2 separate regions of the Homo sapiens genome follow, and region 2 is linked to region 1. A link is a contact called in ENCODE Hi-C or POLR2A ChIA-PET data. All regions are on one chromosome and are shown on one strand. The core of a region is the stretch at or near the end of the contact, and the rest is flanking DNA. Distances in the headings are between cores, read along the strand shown.

Evidence for each region. Hi-C counts contacts between places; a loop is a spot of excess contacts on that map. ChIA-PET counts read pairs that join two places held with the same protein, here RNA polymerase II (POLR2A). Pooled maps may share reads with other maps.
Region 2: a loop to region 1 is called in a map of ovary, with 2.3 times the contacts of the local background. The contact joins two enhancer-like sites. A Hi-C loop is called at or near these places in 1 of 168 maps with a recorded cell type or tissue (ovary), 1 of 37 single-sample maps with no recorded cell type and 3 of 50 pooled maps. POLR2A ChIA-PET finds 5 or more read pairs at or near these places in 3 of 52 experiments (PC-3, activated CD8-positive, alpha-beta memory T cell and activated T-cell).

What each region holds. Positions count from the first base shown.
Region 1 is chr18:13,015,791-13,022,700 of GRCh38, forward strand. CEP192 (centrosomal protein 192) reads left to right here. Exons shown (of 45, transcript NM_032142.4): 7 at 1,398-1,546; 8 at 2,690-2,825; 9 at 3,292-3,416. Among named protein-coding and RNA genes, the nearest start is that of CEP192, 28 kb to the left of the region's middle. Within about 2 kb of position 3,686, at least 3 of the 41 ENCODE cell types and tissues checked have a DNase peak (open chromatin) inside an H3K27ac peak, as active enhancers do.
Region 2 is chr18:13,132,974-13,140,291 of GRCh38, forward strand. It overlaps the pseudogene LOC646203. Among named protein-coding and RNA genes, the nearest start is that of LDLRAD4, 82 kb to the right of the region's middle. RefSeq lists enhancers at 2,706-3,285, 3,286-3,864, 4,979-5,028, 5,037-5,331 and silencers at 3,709-3,758, 3,829-3,948. Within about 2 kb of position 4,243, at least 27 of the 41 ENCODE cell types and tissues checked have a DNase peak (open chromatin) inside an H3K27ac peak, as active enhancers do.

The DNA of each region.
Region 1 (6,910 bases), core at 2,436-4,935:
GCTGGAGTGCAGTGGTGTGATCTCGGCTCACCACAACCTCCACCTCCTGGGTTCAAGTGATTCACCTGCCTCAACCTCCTGAGTAGCTGGGATTACAGGTGCCCACCACCATGTCTGGCTAATTTTTGGATTTTTAGTAGAGACAGGGTTTCACCATGTTGGCCAGGCTGGTCTGGAACTCCTGACTTAAAGTGATCTGCCCACCTCGGCCTCCCAAAGTGTTGGGATTACAGGCGTGAGCCATCGCGCCTGGCCAGAACCATGAAATATTTGGCCTCTGCTCTCGGACACCTTAGTCAGGTGCAGAGAAGAGATGCAGAGCCAATTGTCAGATTGGTTTTCATAAACCCAACAGGCCCCAAATGTGCCTGGGAATTATAGGGGGTGAGAAATTAACTCTGATTGAGGCAGGTACTGAAGCTTTCTAGAAAAAGGATGGAGCCTGTGCCAGGCCTTAGATATGGGAGGAGGAGGAGGACATGTCAGGAAGCAGGAACAGCATCAGCAAAGGCCCTGCTGTAAGCACGTGGGTTGTGTTTTGGGAAACAGCCAGGGGTTTTGTGTGGCAAGTTTACAGCACCTATAGGAGGCCACACTGGTAAATAAGCCCAGAAAAGTAGACTGGGGCCACATTATGCATGACTTTGAAAGCCAGGCTGATGAGCGGAGTGAGCATCACATCCATGGAGAGCAGGTTTTGCTATCAAAGGAGTTTTCAGACTTTTTTGGATTTTGGAATAGTGGATAAATAATCATTGACCTGAATGTATCCAATCTTTGATTGCTTTAGTATGCTGGATTCTTGTAGACAGAATTGCTAAGACATAGGTGATGAGTGTTGTTGAGACTCTTAATGTTGATTGCAAAATTGACCTCTAAAGTGACATTGCCAACTTAGAAGACCATGACTGACTGAGGGGTCATGTTTTATTTTGTGCTTGCTGAGCTGGGTGTTACAGTGTTGAAAACTCCTACAGTGGCCTTTCTCCTTCCCTCCCTCCTCCCTCCTTCCTCCCTTTCTTTCTTTTACTTCTCCTGTGATAGGCTCATCTATACTTTTTTGAAAGAGGTAACCATTTGCCACACCATTTTCTGGAAAGTCTGCTTTCTTCTCATTGATTTGTGATGCCACATTTATTGTATCCTGACTTTTGATAACATGCCAGGGTCTGTTTCTGTCCTGTCTTCTCAAAGAGGTTAAATATTTATCTTGTATTAAAATGTTCATAATGGTTTATAATTGACTGAAGTTACAATAGTTTTCTCATGTCAAACAAAAAAGACACCAAAATCTTAGTCCATTGACTCATTTATGTCTTATCGGCCTTTTTAATTACAAATTATTGCTTAGTCACTACTTTAAAGCATGTCCTGTTTTTTCTCGATTTTATCAATAGATGATGATATTGATGATGAAATGTTTTATGATGATCATTTGGAGGCTTATTTTGAACAACTGGCAATTCCAGGAATGATATATGAAGACCTAGAAGGACCAGAACCTCCAGAAAAAGGTTTTAAGTTACCTACAAATGGTCTTAGACAGGTGTGTTCCAGTCTTTATGATTTTTCAGAAATTTGACATTAGAAAATTACTATTGGTCTCCTTGGATGTTCACATGAAATGTAAGCCTTTGGACTTTGGACTTTTCTTTGGACTCTGTGTTTCCGAGGTATGAATTGATAAGAAATGCCTACCCTTTCTTCCTTCTTGGTACCTTTCCCTCACCTACAGAAAATTAAAGGAGTAACACAATGGACATCTACACCCTCTTCCTCCAGTTAACCAATTGCTAAAGTTTGCCACCTTTGCATTTTCTTTCTCTCTCCATAAATACTTTCTTCTCTGAATCATTTGAAAGTAAGTCACAGAGAGTATGACATTTCACTCGAATACTTCAGCATTTATCTTTTGTAGATAAGGACATTTTCCTGCATAACCACAATTCTGTTACCTAACTTTGATATAATAATTTAAATTACTGTACAGTCCATGTTCACATTTACCCAATAATCCCCAGAATATCCTTTATTCTTACTATTTTTTATCTACAATTTAATCAAAGATTAACCTTGCCTTTGGTTGTCCTGTCTCTTTATTCTCTTTTAATTTGGAGTAGTTCTTTCATGACGTGATCTATTTTGCAAAATCTAGGCCCTTTGTTTTGTAGAGTGAACTGTAATCTAGTCAGGAGGGAAAAATAACCATAATCTGTTTTCTCTCCTGACTAGATTAGATTAAACGTTTTGGCAAGAATACAGATTAAACAGTTTCTCATGAATGGATTCATAGTAAACCAAGCAGTGTTGTGTACTTCTCATTGCCCTACACCGGGAGACGTTTATCTCTCCCACAATTGGTGATACTGTTTTTGATAATTTTGGCTAAGGTGATGTCAGCTGGATGTCTCCTTGTGAAGGTAGCTTTTCCCCTTCGTTATTAATAAGTCATCTGTGGGATGAGATATCAGCCCTTTGATCATCTTATTCCCCGGCAACTCTTCACTAGCTGGTTTCAGTGTCCTTGCTGACTCTTGGAAATATTGATTACTCTCGTGGTGACAATGGCGATTTTTCTAATTCCTTCTACACTTATTTTCTGGCATCCTTCAGTAAAGCCACATTTTCTCCCTCAAAATATTTCATTTTAATTTAAAAGATTAATACAGCTAAGATATTCTTTCAACAGGCAAATGAAAACGGTAGCTTAAACTGCAAGTTTCAATCAGAAAATAACAGCTCTCTGATTTCCCTCGACTCACACTCTTCTGAAACAACTCACAAAGAGTCTGAGGAAAGCCAAGTTATTTGTCTACCTGGGACTAGTAAGTATAGAAATATGATTCTTTTGTTCTTAAGTTCTAGTTTTGACTTTACTTTTTTTAAAAAAAAAATATTTCTCTGGTATGATTTAGCATATATTAACTCTTCTAGTCCCTCAGGTCTTTAGACAGTCTAAAACTTTTCAAAAGAGCTTTTAATAATAGCTGAGTAAATTAGTGTTACTAGAAATACCGTAGTATATATTTCTTGGATTGAATATTACAAATAATTGTATTCTATCCAGACATTGATAATTAAATATGAATTCTTTGGGTATGGTAGCAGTTTATCATGTTTATTATTGCCTCTTACTGTTGCTTATTTTCTCTCTACGAAAATGGCTAAATTTGTCATAGGAGTGCTAAGTATTAGGGTTACATAAAATAATTTGACTGGCAAGAATCAGTTATTATGTTAGATTACTCAGATTTGATGTGGCTCCTTTAACATTTTTCTTTATTTTTTCAGGTAATTCTATAGGTACTGGAGATAGTAGAAGGTACACAGATGGTATGTTACCATTTTCCTCTGGTACTTGGGGAACTGAGAAAGAAATAGAAAATTTGAAGGGTATTGTTCCAGATCTTAACAGTGTAAGTTATGCATTTTTCTTAGATTTCCTATAAAAAAAGGAATAAGGGGTCTTTTGTGTTTATATGATATCAGTTTTTTTCAAAGAAACAGTAACTGTTGACTTCTGAAAAATACAGAAAAAGTACTCACTACTGATAATTTTTCGATATGTTTATAAGTATCATACAATTATATACATTTTCTTGCATTTAAATATTTATTGACTTGCATTTAGATTAGTCATTTGGAAAGTTCTTTAGCCCAGTGTCCAGTCATTACATGAAAAAGCAAACGGATCTTTTACCTTGCTCAAACATGTTTGTTTTTCATTGTTTCAGTTTTTTCTGTTTGTTAATAGTACCCCGTTTCTCCTGTGCCTGAAGCTTGGTAGTCATTTCTGACTCATACCTATTCATTATGCCCTTTTTAAATAGTGTTATTATAGTTTTATAAACTGTGATTTGAATTTTGCATGTAGGTTAATTTTTTCTCACTTAGACCCACTTGTCCAGTACTGATTAAAATAATGCTTGCTTTTTTGCTTTATTCTGTGCATCTCTATTTTGTACATGTTAAATATATTTTTAATTTAAATTTTAACTTGTAAAATACATATAAAATTTACTATCTTAATCTTTTTTTTTTTTCTTTTTGAGACAGTCTCACTCTGTCACCCAGTGCAGTGGCGTGATCTCAGCTCACTGCAACTTCTGCCTCCCAGGTTCAAGCAATTCTCCTGTCTCAGCCTCCCAAGTAGCTGGGATTACAGGCGCACATCACCACCTGGTTAATTTTTGTATTTTTAGTAGAGATGGAGTTTCACCATGTTTGTCAGGCAGGTCTCAAACTCCTGGCCTCAAGTGATCTGCCCACCTTGACTTCCCAAATTGCTGGGATTACAGGAGTGAGCCACCACACCCAGCTACTATCTTAATCATTTTTAAGTGTACAGTTCAATAATGTTAAGTACATTTACATTGTGCAGCCAATCTTCAGGACTCTTCATCTTGTAAAACAAACTCTACCCATTAAACAACAAACCTCAGTTCCCTCCTGCCTTCCAACTCATGGCAGCTACCATTCTACTTTCTGTCTCTATGAATTTGCCCACTCTGGGTAACCTCATATAAGTGAAATCATACAATATTTGGCCTTCTGTGTCTGGCTTATTTTATTAAGCGTGATGTTTTCAAGGTCTGTTCATGTCGTAGCATATATCAACATTTCATTTTTTCTTATGGCCGAATAATGTTCTATTATATATACCACATTTTATTTATCCCCTCATCCTTCTGTGGACACTTGGGTGTTTCTGTCTTTTGGCTTTTGAGTGTAATGCTGCCGTGAACATCAGTATACAAATACCTGTTCGAGTCCTAGCTTTCAGTTTGTTTGGATATATATGTAGGAGTGAAATTGTTGGGTCATATGGTAATTCTGTGTTTAATGTTTTGAGGAACTGCCATAGTGTTTTTCACAGCAGCTGCACCAGTTTACATCCACCAACAAAACACTAGGATTCCAATTTTTCCACATCCTATTTAACACTCTTTACTTTTTTCCCTTTTTAAATTATAGTTATCCTAATGAGTATGAAGTAGTATCTCATTGTGGTTTTGATTTGCATTTCCCTGATGACAGTGATATTGAACATCTTTTTATGTGCTTCTTTTCATGTATGTCTTCCTTGGGGAATTGTTCATTTAAGGCCTTTGCCCACTTTTTAATTGAGTTTTTTTGTTGTTGTTGAATTGTAGAGTTCTTTATGTCATCTGGATATTAAGTCCTTACCAAATGTATGAATTGCAAATTTTCCTCCCATTCTGTAGGTTGTCTTTTACTTTCTTGATATTGTCCTTTCACGTGCAAAAATTTTAAATTATGATGTAGTGTGATCTATTTTTATATTGCTACCTGTGCTTTTGTTGTTATAGCTATGAAATTGTTGTCAAATTCAATGTCATGAAGATTTTCCTGTTTTATTCTAAGAGTTTTATAGAGTTAGCTCTTACATTTAGATTGTTAATCTGTGACTTTGTGAAAGAAAAAGAAAAAAGGGAAAAAGAAAACGATTGTTGATTTGTTTCGAGTTTATTTTTATATATAGTGTTAGGTAAGGGTCTAACTAACATCATTCTTTTGCATGTGGATATTAAATTTTCTCAGCACCATTTATTAAAAAGGCTGTTCTTTCTCCATTGAATGGTCTTGGCACTTTTGTCAGAAATCAATTTATCATGTATGTGAGGGTTTATTTCTGGCTTCTCTAGCCCATTGGTCTATTTGTCTGTCTTTTTGACAGTACCACACTGCTTTAATCACTATATCTTTGTAGGACATTGGGAAGTGTTAGTCCTTCATCCTTCAACTTAATTCTTCTTTTTCAAGATTTTTTTGGCTGAGGCCCTTTGCAATTCCATATGAATTTGAAGATCAGCTTTTCCGTTTCTTTAGAAAAGGCTGTTGAAATTTTGAGAGGGATTTTGTTGAATCTACAGGTCACTTTGGGTAGTATTGATACCTTTGCAGTGTTAAGTCTTCATATTCATGAAGACACAGGATGTGTGTCCGTTTAGGTCTTTAGGTCTTCTTTCTTTAAACAGTGTTTTGTAGCTTTCAGTATGTCTTTCACTTCCTTGATTAGATTTATTCCCAAGTACTTTCGTCTTTTAGATGCTATTGTAAATGGAATTGCTTTCTTAATTTACATTTTGGATTGTTTATTGCTGGTGTTTAGAAACATCTGATTTTTGTGTGCTGATCTTGTACCTTCTAGATTTTTCTCCATTGTTATCTTCTAGGAGTTTTATAGTTTTGCATTTTACATTTAGGTCTGTCATCCATTTTCAGTTAATTTTTGTGAAAGGTGTAATGTCTTTTTTGAGATTCATTTTTTTGCATATAAATATCCAATTGTTCCAGCACCATTTGTGAAAAGACTATCTTTGCTTCATCGTGTTGCCATTGTTCCTTTGTCAAAGATTAGTTTGACTATATTTATGTGGGTCAGTTTTTAGAATCTCTATTCTGCTGATCTGTTTGTTCTTTCACCATTACATCACTGTCTTGATTACTGCAGCTTTATTAAGTAATGAAATTGGACAGTGTCTTCTCACTTTATTCTTATTTTTCAAGATTGAGTTGGTTATTCTGGGTCTTTTGCCTCTTTGTGTAAACTTTATTTTTTTTTTTAATTTTTCTTTTTATTGTTTGAGACGGAGTCTCTCTCTGTCACCCAGGCTGGAGTGCAGTAACATGATTTTGGCTCACTGCAACCTCCACCTTCTGGGTTCAAGCGATCCTCTCTCCTCAGCCTGCCAGGTAGCTGGGATTACAAGTGTACGCCACCATGCCCAGCTAATTTTTGTATTTTTAGTAGAGATGAGGTTTCACCATGTTGGCCAGACTGGTCTCAAACTTCTGATTTCAAACGATCCACCCGCCTCTGCCTCCCAAAGTGCTGGGATTACAGGCATGAGCCACCATGCCCAGCCTGTGTAATCTTTAGAATCAG
Region 2 (7,318 bases), core at 2,993-5,492, 120 kb after region 1:
AGCTTATGAGGAACGCATATTTTGTGTTAAAGTAGAAGATAACAATAACTAAAGCTGTCAATTCTCCCTAAACCAATTTCTACATTTAATGCCATTCCAATAATGATAGCTACAAGGTGTTGATTCAAGTAGAAAACTGGTTCTTAGGTTGGCATGGTGGTGCCAACAGGACAGCCAGGATGTGCTGCAGAGGGAGAGTGATGGCATCTGGTTCTCCCGGGCCCACCACACAGGATGTCACTGTCAGCCTCCTGGTGCTGACATCAAGGTGAGGAAATGTGTGCTCCCTCGAAGAAATGGTGGGAGCCTCCACCTCGTCCTAGGCTTTCTCTCTGGAAGAGACCAGTCCTCAGGATTCACATGTGTCATCTTCTGCTGGTGGTCCATTTCTGCCACGTTTTGTGGTTGGGTTTAATTCAGGAGGGAAGCTATTACGAAGAAACATGGCAACAACTAAGCTTGTATGTCAGCCTCTGCCTGCTGGAATCCCAGGTCTTCTCTCAGTGGAAACTCGTGGAGCCACATGCAGTCCTAACAGTAATTAAAGCAGCCTGGGTGAGACTGGCTTATGAAAAGATCAGTGAAACAGAATGGAATCCAGAAAGACCCAAATACACACAGAAATTTAGATGGTAAGTGGCAACACTTCAGTGAGAAAGAGATGGGTTAGCCCAAAATATCTTCCAGGTGAATCACATGTAGAAATAAAACAGAGTCCCAGAAAAAAATATGGGAGAACAATTTCAGTTACTCATTTCCAATTAGAAACAAAACTGAAATTTTCTCTCACCAGCACAGCATATGAGTTGTCAGAATAGCCAGGTAGCTTCACACAGGAATGTCAGCTTTGCACACGAAGTGTGTTCTAATTTGGTGTACACCGTGAGAAAACGGAAGCTGAGCAAGCAAAACAATGTAGTTATCTTCTGGGCTGGTCACCTTGGAGGTCCTCTGTGAGAAAAAGACCTGGACAGATTTCTGTGGTCGTTTTGTGTCCGGAATTGGTGGGCTCTTGGTCTCACTGACTTCAAGAATGAAGCCGTGGACTCCCGTGGTGAGTGTTACAGTTCTTAAAGGCAGTGTGTCCGGGGTTTGTTCGGATGTGTTCGGAGTTTTTTTCTTCTGGTGGGTTTGTGGTCTCGCTGGCTCAGGAGTGAAGCTGCAGACCTTCACGGTGAGTGTTACAGCTCATAAAAGCAGTGCAGACCCAAACAGTGAGCAGCAGCCAAGATTTATTACAAACAGCAAAAGAACAAAGCTTCCACACCCTGGAAGGGGACCTCAGTGGGCTGCCACTACTGACTCGGGCAGCCTGCTTTTATTCCCTTATCTGGCCCCACCCACATCCTGCTGATTGGTCCATTTTACAGAGAGCTGATTGGTCTGTTTTACAGAAAGCTGATTGGTCCGTTTTGACAGGGTGCTGATTGGTGTGTTTACAATCCCTGAGCTAGACACAAAAGTTCTCCAAGTCCCCACAGAGCACTGATTGGTGCATTTACAAACCTTGAGCTAGACACAGGGTGCTGATTGGTGTGTTTACAAACTTTAAGCTAGACACAGAGTGCTGACTGGTGTATTTACAATCCCTTAGCTAGACATAAAGGTTCTCCAAGTCCCCACTAGACTCAGGAGCCCAGCTGGCTTCACCTAGTGGATCCCACAGTGGGGCGCAGGTGGAACTGCCCGCCAGTCCCGCGCCCTGCGCCCCGCACTCCTCAGCCCTTGGGCGGTTGATGGGATAGGGCGCCACGGAGCAGGGAGCGGCGCTCGTCCGGGAGGCTCGGCTGCGCAGGAGCCCACGGCAGGGGGGAGGCTCGAGCATGGGGGGCTGCAGGTCCCGAGTCCTGCCCTGCGAGGAGGCAGCTAAGGCCCCGTGAGAATTCGAGTGCAGCACCGGCGGGCCAGCACTGCTGGGGGACCCGGTGCACCCTCTGCAGCTGCTGGCCTGGGTGCTAAGCCCCTCACTGCCCGAGGCCGGCCGCTCCGAGTGCAGGGCCGCCAAGCCCACGCCCACCCGGAACGCGTGCTGGCCCACGAGCGCAGCGCACAGCCCCAGTATCGCCCACGCGTCTCCCTCCACACCTCCACACAAGCACAGGGAGCCGGCTCCGGCCTCGGCCAGCCCAGAGAGGGGCTCCAACAGTGCAGCGGCGGGCTGAAGGGCTCCTCAAGCGCAGCCAGAGTGGACGCTGAGGCCGAGGAGGCGCCAAGAGTGAGCGAGGGCTGCCAGCACCCTGTCATCTCTCAGGTTTTAGCTCAGGGCTGCTGTCCAGCACCCGCTCTTGCTTGGATACTTTCGGTGGTGTGGCTGCTGGTTACTGTATTGCACGACAAATGTTTTTCCCTCTTTCTGTTAGTTTAATAGCAATCTTAAGCCACCTAATTGGTTTTAAATGTTTCCAGTTATTTAGACCATGAAGAAGGCCATTGTTTTCTTGGGTGCTAAGGAGGGTGATGTGCCAGTTCCCTTCCAGAGCCTAAGCCTGAGGCTACCCCTAAAACTGATTAAAGATCAGTTACTAAAATATGTTAATCATGCAAAGATGACCAAGAGAATAAAATTAAAAAGGTGTAAACAGTATGTATAGTGTGATCCTTTTCTGTAAGGAAAATTACTCATGTTGGATGCAGGTGCACCAAGAACACTTCAGGGAACATCTGCAGGCAGAGAAAGCAGGGTGCCTTTGGGAAGGCGGATGGCAGGATGTTTATTGTTCACGTTATGTCTATCACGTTTGATTTTTGAATAATATGTATTATTTCTGTGGTCTGAAAAGAGAAGGTGGAGGAGAGAACGAAAGTCAGAGAATATAACCAACCCAACACACCAGAAGCTAGTGAAGCCCTGTGAATGGCTGATCCCAGGTAAGTTCCCATGTGCTAAGCTGGAATCAAAAGTGTGGGGTCTTCATGGGGCCGGGTGCATGCACAATTGAGTGGATCTGCTGCCAGCACGTGTTGTGTTGTGCCTGCACTTGGCGTGGCTGCACAGGGCTTGCATTGGTACCGGGCTAGGGCGGTCGTGGGGAGGGCCTGGGGAAGGCTGACTAGGGCCTCCACCGTGGGACCCAAGTCCCCAGACCTGGTTGCTTTACTGTATAGTCACAAACCAAATGGGGGTGCAGACGTTTTATGTTGGGCAACAATGGGGGAATCAGGTGGGTGTGCCCCGGCATCCTTGCTCCTCAGTGCGCAGGGCCCTCGAGTTAAAAGCAAGCGTCCCCGCGGGTGGGGATGGTCCCCTGGCGGCTCTCGGCTACACCTTCCTGCCCGGCTTCCCTGCGAGGCGGGCGGCAGTGGAACTCATTCCACAAAGGCTGCCTCTCACTGTGGCCGCCGTGTCACCAGCCAGAGCTGTCAGGTACGTCAGTCATGCTGCTTTGTGGTCATGTCACTGGCATAATCCCAAGATTAGGTGGCCACAAAGAGCCATGAATGAGGTGGTAATTGCGTTCAAGGGAAAAAGAATTTAAGAAAAAAAGACTTTACTTTCTCACAAGATTCGTGAAAGAAGTGACAGCTAATATTTTAAAGCTGGAGCAAGATAATTGTGGTGAGAGATCTTTGTGTGTTCTCTGGAAAATGCTGCATGCGCACAATGAATATTCAAATGCCATTTTGCGCTGTGAATACCAGATCGCCGGGCCTGAGGCCGTCTGCATGGGCCGTCGGCGGAGTCGGCCCGGCGGGCCGCGGGAATGAGCGGGCCACACGGAGGGCCTGGGCGCGCTGCTGGGGACGCCGGCTCCGAGCAAGAGGACAGCCGCCCCTCGGGAGTCGCTGGGAAAGGAGTCAGCGCCGGGCAAGCAGCCTGCAGCCTGTGCCAGGGAAACCTAGTCAGCCGTGCTCGGCTGGGGGGCTCGCTCCGCACTTTCGGTGCCAGAAAATGCCCAGAGGAGCGGGGCGGCCCCAGAGCCTCCTTTCGGGGCGCGAGGCCCGGCGCGTGTGTACGGAGTCCAGTCCCCCCAGGGAGTGGGGTGCCCGCACCTTCCCCTCCGCGCTCGGAGCCACAGGGGAGGCCCGGGCAGAAGCGAACCGTCGCCACCCTGGCGGGGCCTCGTGACTGCGGGTGCAGAACTGGGGGTCCCCGCCGGCGCGTGTTTCAGGGGTCCTGAGGCGCGCGTCTGCGGGGTTCCCAGGCAGCACCAAGAGGCGCCGGCCTAGGAGAAATCCGGATCGAGACAACTGCTGTGGCGGCTGGGCCGAGGCTGCGGTCGCGGTGGGAGGCGGCGCTGCTGGCGAGTCCACGCGGGGCGGACGGAGGCGAAAACAGCCCGCTTTCGCGGCGCAGGCAAAAGCAGGAATGGCGACCCCTCTGCGGGGGGACCTCAGGAGGAAACGTCTGGCTTGGGGAGTCCGCGCTCGGCGCGAGCTGTGGGGGCGGCCGGGCGCTCTGGGGGCAGTTCGGTGCTCCGAGCTCAGCCTCGTCTTGCTTTTCAGGGGTTGGAGGCGGAAGGGGGCAACGGAGCGAGCCCACTTCCGATGCACAGAAGCGCAGGTGGGGAGGAGGCCCGGCTGGGGAGGCTGGTCCCCGCCGCAGCCCCGCTGCCCCTATACCTTGGCTCCAGCGCCAGAGCTCCGCCGCTGCGCCCCTGGCTTTTTGCCTCTACCCCCTACCCTCTGCCGTCCCTCTCCTCCTAAAGCCAGTCCTTCCTGTTTCTCCTGGGGGCTTCCCCAGGGTGCTCATATATGTCCCGGCACCCCCGCTCTGGCGTAAAGAAAGGGCACCGCCGCAGGGCGGCCTGAGTTTAAGGGTCTGTCCACCAGACTCATGGTACTTTACCGCTCTGTGCCTCAGTTTCCTCATCTGAAAAGTAGAGCTCATATTAGCCCTGGGGCCTTGTAGGTGGTGAACATCAAATGAACTCATACAAGGGAAGGGGTCGTGTTACCGGTAGAGGGTCCTAACTGCAAGTTGTCCAGGTTGGCGTTTTGAACAAAGAATTGGACAAAACGTGCTGCAAAGCAAGGAAAAAAGGAAGCAACTAAAGCAGGGATTTATTGAAAACGAAAGTAGTCTCCACAGTGTGGGAGCGGCCTGAGCAGGCTCAAGGGCTGCGTTATACAATCTTCTCGGTCCAAATACCCGCTAGAGGTTTCCCATTGGCCACTCATGTGCTCCCTTCATGTAAATAAAGTGGTGGCCCATAATCGGTCTGATTGGTTGCGGAAAGCAGCCAACCAGAGGCTGAAGTGAAGTTACAAAGGTCACACTCCTGCGCAAACATCTGATTGGTTGCAAAAAGCTAACGTTAAGAGGCTAAAGTGAAAGTTACAAAGTTGGACTTCTATGCAAAGGAAGACTGGTGGCAATCAGTCTGATTGGTTGTGGACAGCCAGTTTCCCTTCGGCCCCACAGAAAAGGTGGGGGGTTTGCAAAGAGTAACCTCTGGTCCTTTTGTTACTTAGGCGTGGAAAGTTAAGAGTTTTCCTTTCAATATAGTTCTAGGAAGTCCGCGTGAAACGGCCTTAGGTGATCTGCCTCCATACCCTATTCTCCTGCCTCAGACCCGTGAGTCCTAGAAAGGATGGCCATCGCTGGCCGCCACATCATCGGGGTCTCATGAATCCCTGCTCTTGTACCTCGGGAGGCAAGGCTAGGCTGCCCTGGATTAGGATCTGCTGTTTGGAAGTGCCGTGTTCTGTTTTGGTTGTGCTCCTTTGGTTGTTTGGTGGGAGTTGGCGGGGCAGGGGCAGAAAGTGGCGCCCCTGGAGAGCCGCGGGCCCAAGCACTGGGGTGCAGCCCGGCTGTGAATCCATGCATTGAGCCGCCGTCACCTGCCCTGGTGTGGGTGCCTGTGTGTCTTGCTTTGTGGTCATCCTGGTTGCTCCAGCACACAGGTGTCTAATCTTCAAGGCAGAAAGAAGACGTGGTCACCCCCCAACCCCTAGACTCTGTATGTGTATGCAGTTTTCAGAGTGTTGTCTCAGGCGCTGATTGAGTGGGCAAGGAGAGGTGCTCAGCACGCAGGAACTGCAGCACCAGACAGGAAGTCACCAAAGAGGGAGTCCAGGTCAAAAGGGACTTGGAGACACAGCAGAAGCAACCGCAAAGTCTGAATCCTGACTCGAACAAGCCACCTGGCAAAAGACATTTTGAGACAAGAGAAATTGAAAAACTGACAAGGGGTTAGTTATTAAGGGAGTACTGTTAATTTTGTTGGGCGTGATAATGATAATTTTTTAAAAATTTATTGGCTGAGTGTGGTGGCTCATGCCTGTAATCCCAGCACTTTGGGAGGCTGAGGCGGGAGAATCATGTGAGCCCGGGCGTTTGAGACCAGCCTGGGCAACATAGCATGACCTCAGCTCTACAGAAAATTTTAAAACCTAGCCAGGCATGGTGGTGCTGCCCGTAGTCCCAGCTACTCAGGAGGCTGCAGTGAGCCATGATGGCCATTGCACTCCAGCCTGGGTCACAGTGAGACCCCGTCTCAACAAAATAAATAAATAAATGAATGAATAAATAAAATGTCCTTATGTTGGTGGAATACAAAGAATCAAATACGGATAAAATGATGTGTTGTCTTCTGGGATTTCCTTTAAATACTCTAGCAAAGCAATAGACAAAAGCTGGGAGGGGAACAATACATGAAGCAAAACTGAACAACGCTGGTAATTTTTTAAAAAAATTTTATTTGACATCCTGCAAAGCTTTATTCTTTACAGGAACAGTCAGTGCCCATCACTCCCTGTCAAAAGCCAAATAAGCTGCTCTCTCTAGAGGAGTGGCAGTAGTCCTGTGTGGTCCAGTGAGATCCAGAAGGTTCCAGGAGACCTTCAGTCCTGAGTCCCTTTCAGTCATCATCGTCTGAGTCTTGATTCTTCTGCTGAGTTGGATGAGCTCTCTGGCAGGTCGTCTCCCATCTGCTGGACCCTTCCTGACTGTACATCCCACATGTATTTGATGGTCACCTTAAATTCAGCCATCTCATACCCAGAAAGCATCAGAACACCAGCCTGCTCCGGGGCCAGCAGGTGGCCCTCCTTGCACACCTCATTGTCGGACAGCAGGGTCACCACACCTCTCTCAAAGGTGGTGGGCAGGCCCGGCTGCCTCAGCTGTGGCTTCATGGGGTGGGGAACTGCTCCAGGGGCCCTGGGTCCAGGCTCACGGTGAAAGCTGCTTTGTTACAGCTCAGCTGAAGTCCATTTCCGTGTATTCTGTGAACCACTCATTCACCTCCTCCTTCCAGTGGTTGGTGAACAGGAGATCCGCTTCACCCCTCAACCTTTTGCTGACCTGGTGCAGGTTGTCTTTGCACTCACCCAATGGGCTCCGACCCAAGGCCACCATCATCACCTTGTTTTTGCC